2 separate regions of the Homo sapiens genome follow, and region 2 is linked to region 1. A link is an interaction called in ENCODE POLR2A ChIA-PET data of the cell type or tissue named here. Cell type or tissue: Caco-2. All regions are shown on one strand.

The links. ChIA-PET counts read pairs that join two places held together with the same protein. Peaks named below come from ENCODE experiments on the same cell type or tissue, not always from the same donor. Only the 100,000 strongest peaks of a DNase experiment are listed, where the experiment ranks them.
Region 2: POLR2A ChIA-PET joins it to region 1 with 7 read pairs; 4 of 35 experiments call an interaction of 5 or more read pairs at or near these places.

Annotation. Positions count from the first base shown.
Region 1 is chr6:158,988,926-158,992,925 of GRCh38, reverse strand. All of the region lies in intron 2 of RSPH3 (radial spoke head 3), which reads left to right. Among named protein-coding and RNA genes, the nearest start is that of TAGAP-AS1, 8.9 kb to the left of the region's middle. In Caco-2, no CTCF peak of the experiment used is centred here; no DNase peak of the experiment used is centred here.
Region 2 is chr6:158,836,610-158,840,609 of GRCh38, reverse strand. No RefSeq gene overlaps it. Among named protein-coding and RNA genes, the nearest start is that of EZR, 19 kb to the right of the region's middle. RefSeq lists an enhancer at 3,964-4,000. In Caco-2, no CTCF peak of the experiment used is centred here; DNase peaks (open chromatin) are centred at 2,219 and 2,471.

The DNA.
Region 1 (4,000 bases):
ATTTAATCAAAAAGTCTGAATTCTGCTTCTTTAATTCACTCAACAAATATTTATTGAGTTTTAGGTCCTGTTCTGGGTACCTAGGATACAGAGATGAGTAAGACATGGTATGATATTAAGGGTGGTGAGTTCTTGGCACAGAAATGAAATACAGATGAATCCATAAACAGTATATGACATGTAAGTGCCTAATACAAGATGGTGATAGAGATGCTCCTCCACTTAGGATGAGGTTACGTCCCAATAAACCCACTGAACACTGAAAATGAATTTAAAACACCAAACCTGCCGAACACCATAACATAGCATAGCCTACCTTAAATATGCTCAGAGGCCAGGCGTGGTGGCTCACGCCTGTAATCCTAGCAGTTTGGGAGGCCAAGGTGGGCAGATCACTTGAGCCCAGGCGCTTGAGACCAGCCTGGGCAATGTGGGTAACCCTGTCTCTACAAAAAAAAAAAAAAAAAACCCCACAAAAATTAGCTGGGCATGGTGGCACGCCCCTGTAGTCCCAGCTACTTGGGAGGCTGAGGCAGAAGGATTGATTGAGCCCAGGAGGACAAGGCTGCAGTGAGCTGTGATCACACCACTGCACTCCAGCCTGGGTGACAGAGGGAAACCCTGTCTCAAAAAACAAAAACAAAAATACAACCTAGAAGGTTAAGGAATTGAGGGAAGCTCAGTGTGCCCTGAATCGGAGTCTGAGGCAGGGAGTATCAAGAAATACGTGATTAAAAAGAAGTTAAAGATGAATAATAGCATTCAAATCCACGTTAGAGAGAATGTTGTTGAATGTCAAATGAGGGATGTGAAGAACCCACCTAAGGTATGTTCCCAGAATGAGACCCTGTCTACAAAAAAAAAAAAAAAAAAAACAGTGCTCATTAGCCTACAGTTGGGAAAAATCATCTAACACAAAGCCTATTTTATAATAAAGTACTGAATATCTCATATAATTTATGAAATATTAAAGTGAAAAATAGAATGGTTGTATGAGTATTCAAAGTACATTTTCTGTGGATACTTTTGTATCATCATAAAGCTGAAAAATCATAAACCACATAAGTTGGGGAACATCTATTAGTCTGAAGCAATGGTTAACTTAATAAACATATATATATGTATGTATGTATATACACTTCAGCCCTATCCTGGATCTCCTGCATTAGAACCTCCAGGGGTTCCCTGCTTCTCCCACTGAGGTGGTATCAACAAGGGTGGAGCAGGAAGCTGAACTGTCACCTTCACCCAGTACCAATGAGGTAGTAGGAGATGGCACAAGTCAGTGCCCCACTCTTTCTGGGGTGGTGCCAGCAAACCCAGTGGGGTAGCTGAATTGCAGTCCTATCTGGTAGTAACAAGGTGGTATGAGGCAGTGCTAGTCAATGCTGCACTCGCCCTACACCACCACCAGTGTCGACAGAGCCTAGAAAGGAGCTGAACTACCACCCCCACCTGGCACCAATGTGTTGGTACAAGTTGACCCTCTGCTTTTGTTGAGGTGGTGTCAGTGGGGCCCAGCAGGAAGTTGAACTTCCAACCCCACTCAGGCTTGTGCACTAAAACAAAAAGGGTGACTTCCTACTGAAAAATTAAATAGAATCCAAAGTCTTAAAATATAATACCCAAAATAGCCAGGATACAAACAAAAATCATTCATCATACAAGAATCAGGACAGTCACAACTTGCATGAGGAAAGACAATCAAGAAATGACAAAACCAAGATGACTCAGATGTGGGAATTACCTGACAAGGATTTTAAAGCAACAATCAAAAATGTTTCAATGAAAAGTGAGCAATTATAGACACTCTTGAAACAAATAAAAAAATCTTAGCAAAGAAATACAAGATACAAAAGTGAACCAAATGGAAACTTATAGAACTGAAAAATACAATAACTAAAATAAACTCACTGGATGGACTCAGTAGTACATTGGAAATGGCATAGGAAACAGTCAGTAAATTTGAAGAAGAATCAATGAAGAACGGAAGTTATCCAGCTGAACAGAGAGAAAATAGACCAAAAAAAAAAAAAAAAGGCTGAGAGAGCTGAAGAACAATCACAAAGATTTACATTCATGTTGTTGGAATCCTAGAAGGAGAGGAGGAAAACTATGAGATGGAAAAATATTTGAAGAAATCGTGCTTGAAAATTCCACAAATTTGGCAAAAGGCCTACAGATCCAAGAAGCCAAGTGACCCCCCAAGAGGATAAACCCAAAGAAATCTACCCGAGACAAATCAAGATCAAACTTTTGAAAATTAAAAAAAAAAACATTTTGAAATTAGCCAGAAAGAAATTACACGTTAGCTAAAGGAGAACAATGATTTAAATGGCAGTGGATTTCTTACCTAAAACATGGAGACAAGAAAGTGGCACAATATTTTTCAAGTCCTTAAAGAACTATCAAGCTCTAATTCTAATCCAGTGAAAATATTTTTCAGGAGTTCCAAAATGGCAGCATAGAAGCAGGCTGGCTTCACTCCCCCTGCAAAAGAAAATCAAGAACAAATGTACAGTGCCAAGATTACCACCAGCAATATTCTAAAGCTCAAGTTGAAGGAAGAAGCAGTTCCCAGGGCTACAGAAAAGTGAAAAAGCTTCAAGGAGATGGTAGGAGAATCAGACGTTCATGTCTACAGTATCTCTCCTTCTAGTCTGCCTGGCACTAAGGGTGTGGAGGATTGTATTAGGGTTCTCTAGAGGGACAGAACAAATGGAATAGATATATATATATATAAAGGAGAGTTTATTAAGTATTAAGTCACACAATCACGAGGTCCCACAATAGGCCATCTGCAGGCTGAGGAGCAAGGAGAGCCAGTCCAGGCTCCAAAACTGAAGAACTTGGAGTTCAGTGTTCAAGGGCAGGAAGCATCCAGCACAGGAGAAAGATGTAGGCTGGGGGGCTAGGCCAGTCTCTCTTTCCACATTTTTCTGCCTGCTTATATTCTAGCCACTCTGGCAGTTGATTAGATTGTGCCCACCCCGATTAAGGGTGGGTCTGCCTTTCCCAGCCTACTGACTCAGATGATAGTCTCTTTTGGCAACACCCTGAGACACACCCAGGATCAGTACTTGGTATCCTTCAATCCAATCAAGTTGACACTCAGTATTAACCATCGCAAGGATTTATCTCTGACTTGTGATTTCTGCACTGGAAAAAGATCAAGGTGGACAACTAGTTTCCCTACCATGTTGGGTTTCCTGGCAGGAAATTCAACCCACCAGAAGCATCATGAGTTCCTGAAGAGAGAAATACCCCTGAGTACAGCCAAAAACAAAATGGGGAGGTGAGACTACCATCTCCAGCCCTGGACACTCTGCTGTATAACTCAACCAAAGGAAACACCAAATCAGAGTGGCTGTTCAGCAGCACCACATTGTAGGAGATAACATTGTACCGGTCCCCTGGGCACAAACCCCTAGCCAGTCACACTACCAGTGTATCCCCTTTGGGACCTCCCCCATTCAGGATGGGCAGTGCTCTGATCATTTACTAGAGCCAGGTGAACCTGGCCTTAAGGCACCACCTAGAGCCAAAAAGGAGGCAGCAATCTAGTGATAAAGGATCTCTGTCGGGGCGCAGTGTCTCATGCCTGTAATCCCAGCACTTTGGGAGGCCAAGGCAGGCAGATCGCTTGAGGTCATTAGTTCGAGACCAGCCTGACCAATATGATGAAACCCCACGTCTACTAAAAATACAAAAATTAGCCAGGCATGGTGGCGGGCACCTGTAATCCCAGCTACTTGAGAGGCTGAGTCAGGAGAATCGCTTGAACCCAGGAGGCAGAGGTTGCAGTGAGCCAAGATCACACCACTGCACTCCAGCCAGGGTGACAGAGCGAGACTCTGTCTCAAAAAAGATAAAAAAAAACTCTAAGAAAATATATCCAATAAAAAGCAAAACAAGCCAGACAGATTAGACTGGATTAAATAATCCTTCAGTGCAGAGACATAGACGTCCATCCACATGAAACAACAGCAAACAGAGAACC
Region 2 (4,000 bases), 150 kb after region 1:
AAACTTTGGTGTTGCTCAATGATTCATTAGAGTTATCAGAGCTCAATACAAATTTGTTAATCTGGAAAGATTTAAGACATTTATTTCCTACTCTTTTATACCTTCTAGTAGCTAGTATGTATGTATGGAGGAGGGTAGGGGATTCAGACAAGTTCAGGCCAATAAAAGGGAACAAAAATTACTGGGTGAAAAAACTCACCCTGGCCAGGCACAGTGGCTCACACCTGTAATCCCAGCACTTTGGGAGGCCTAGGTGGGAGGATCACTTGAGCCTAGGAGTTCGAGACCAGCCTGGGCAACATGGTGAAACCCCATCTCTACCAAAAATACAAAATTAGCTGGGCATGGTGGTGGGCACCTGTAGTCCTGGCTACTCAGGAGGCTGAGGCAGCAGAATTGCTTGAACCCGGGAGGCAGAGGTTGCAGTGAGCTAAGATCACGCTTTGCACTCCAGCCTGGGCAACAAGGGCAAAACTCCATCTCAAAAAAAAAAAAAAGAAACTTGCTTTTCTACCTCAGATCACCAGCCTGCCATAGTTTATTCCCTTCTCTTTATCTGGGCTCTCATCTCTCCCACAACAGAAGAAAGACTTTAGGTCCTTATTGCCCTCAAAGAATGTGAGCTATTTATTCTCTGACCTCATCACACTTTGTGCCTCTCTCCGGTTATCTATGTGCATCTTATCCATCACCCTCACTGGCTTTGCTGGAAAGTTTAAATTTAATAATAAAACTTATTTTTTTGAGACGGAGTCTTGCTCTGTCACCAGGCTGGAGTGCAGTCGTGCGATCTCAGCTCACTGCAACCTCTGCCTCCTGGGTTCAAGCAATTCCCCTGCCTCCCGGGTTCAAGCAATTCCCCTGCCTCAGCCTCCTGAGTAGCTGGGATTACAGGCTTGCGCCACCATGCCCAGCTAATTTTTTGTATTTTAGTAGAGATGGGTTTTCACCATGTAGGCCAGGATGGTCTCGATCTCCTGACCTTGTGATCCGCCCACCTCGGCCTCCCAAAGTGCTGGGATTACAGGCATGAGCCACTACGCTCGGCCAAACTACTCATGTTTTGCAGTGTGTCTGTGTTGATCTGCTATAATGATGTCTGTCTCTCAAACGTGTGATTTCTGGATAAAATTCCTTCACTATCTTCTTTTCTAAAAACCTGCATCCACTTAGGTATGTCACCTTAAAACAGTTTACCTATAAACCTCAAGGAAATGATGATTAGTGTCTACTATGGAAGGATTTGTCTTGTTTAAAGTCTAATGAGGGCATATGCTGGGTCAGAGTTTGCTCTTAAGAAGAGGAAACTCGCCGGGCGCAGTGGTTCATGCCTGTAATCCCAGTACTCTGGGAGGCTGAGGTGGGCCCATCATTTGAGGTCAGGAGTTCGAGACCAGCCTGACCAACATGGTGAAACCCTGTCTCTACTTAAAAAAAAAAAAAAATTAGTTGGGAGTGGTGGCACAGGTCTATAGCTCCAGCTACCTGGGAGTCTAAGGCAAGAGAATCGCTTGAACCCAGGAGACAGAGGTTGCAGTGAGTCAAGATCGTGCCACTGCACTCCAGCCTGGGTGACAGAGTGAAACTCTGTCTCAAATAAATAAATAAATAAATAAATAAATAAATAAATAAATAAAATGTATTATAAAAAAAGAAGAAGAAATTCTTCAATATAATACATAGGGTCAGAAAAATGAAAAAGAAAAATAAAGAAGCAACTAAAGAAGAAGAGGAAATCCCTCGAAATAGAAGCATATATTTTTGGATGTTCATAAAATATGCAGAGGATAAAGGAGGCCAAGTTTGATCCCATTGCAGATGAATACTGAAGCTTAGACATATTCCTTTCTTTCTAATAGTAATTAAAAGGTTTAGTTTTGTTTTTTACTTCTTGTTGTCTAAATGAAAATCGAAACAAAGCAAAGCTGTGACAGTACTTTGTAAATGTGGATGTGCTTTGGAAACCTATCTTCAAGGGTTGGCAACAATGAGACATAAATATTAACAGCTGGCACTTGTATCATGTTCTTCTTTGATAGGGCAGATTTTATCGGCCCCACTTTGAGAGAAAGCTGCGGTCACTGAGGTCACCCAGCTCATCAAAGGTAGAGTTCTGTTTCAGACCCAGGTCTCTGATTCCAAATGCTTGGCTGCGTCTGCCACCCATCCTCTTTCCACAGAAGAATCTGGTTCTCCACAGAAACCAGGAAGGCCTGCAGAGCCGGAGGGCATGCTGTGGTTGCCGTCTTTCATCCCAGCCTGAAACAGATCCTTTTGGAAGGACTCTTGGCTCTTCTGGCCTCTGTCTTCCAAGCCCTTACACACAGACACACACATACATACACGCACACACCCACACACAGCCTTAGAGAACAGAGCCGGGTGTGGAGTCTCTGCCTGCTCCACCGTCACATTTCCACAGAGACAGCCAGGATTCTGTGGTGTGGGAGTGGGAACCGGGATCTCCCTGCCACCCAGGCAAGAATGGGCAGCGCCACGTAGTCACCTCAGCAATTCTCATGATGCAGGGGACGGATGGGGCCTCCAGGGCTTGTTGGCCACCCCTTCCCCCTCCCTCTGGAAAAGCTCCTCAGCTCCAGTGTTCTGCTAGCTGGCTAGTTTTGTACATACCTATTAGAGGAAATGGTGACTAACGTTTATTTATTGAGCACCTGCTATGTTCAACACACAATATTAATTATTGTTTTATTTAATAATTAATTGATTAATGTTATTATTGTTTTAATACATTTATTAATTTATTGTATTATTGTTATAATTAAAATTTCCTGGGCACTCGCCAGGTGCATGAATTGACTCTAATGAGTAGCACAGTGACTCTGGGTGTTGTGGTTATTTTACAGATGGGAAAGGACAGATTGCTTGGGAATTTTGCTCCAGTTTATACAAAGGGTGAGTGGCAAACCCAGGTCTCATTCCAAAACCACTGAACGGTAGACAAGGGACTTAGTGCTGTGAAGGATGGAGACCTGTCATGAAGGATGCGGACCTGTGTATAGCTAACTCTAATAGCAGGTGTTACGGGCTGAATTGTGTCCCCCAAAAAGATATGTTGAGGTCCTAACCCCCGGTACCTCCTAATGTGACCTTATTTGGAAATAGGGTCATTGCAAATGTAATTAGTTTGGGGTCACATTGGAGTAGGGCGGGCTCTTAATCCAATAGGACTGGTGCTCCCATAAGGACAGAAGAGACACAGAGGGAAGATGAGGCTGTGACCACAGAGGCAGGGATGACAGTGATGCTGCCACAAGCCAAGCAATGCCTGGGGCCACCAGAAGCTGGAGGAGGCAAGGAAGCATCCTTCCCTGTGGGTTTCAGAGGGAGACTTCCAGCCTCCAGAGCTGAGAGACAATACATTTCTGTTGTTTTCAGCCACCAAGTTTGCGGTCCCTTGTGACAGCAGCCCTAGGAACCTGGCACAGCTGGCAAGGGAGCAGTGAGCAAGTGAGCAGAACTTGAGGTCAGGGGAGTGGCTAAAACAGAATGGGAAGGTCTGGTCTGCTGCCTTTGCACTGGGTCTTAAAGGATAAGTAGGGTTGAGGAAGTAAAGAGGTGGGCTGCAGGAAAGTACAAGTCCAGGAGCAGCAGCAGGGGTGACTGCGATCAGCCTGGGAGAGGGCAGAAGGCCACATGACCACAGTGTAGGAAAGAAGAGGGTGGTGGGTACACCGGCGGTGGGGATCGGATCCCGGAGGGCTGTGGATCCTCCACACAGGACTCTGGGGTGCAGCCGTCAGCTGTGTGCTCCCCGGCACCTCCTGTGCCCCTGCTCAATGAGTCAGGCCCCCTGGGACCCAAGCTGTCTCCCCTGGGCTCCAGACCCATCTTTCCTGAAGCAAGCATCCCCTTGCTGTGTTAGCCACGATGTGTTACCCTTTTCTGCCTCAATTTTTTTTTTTTTTTTTTTTGAGATGGGTCTTGCTCTATTGCCAGGCTGGAGTGCAATGGCACGATCTCGACTCACTGCAACCTCCAC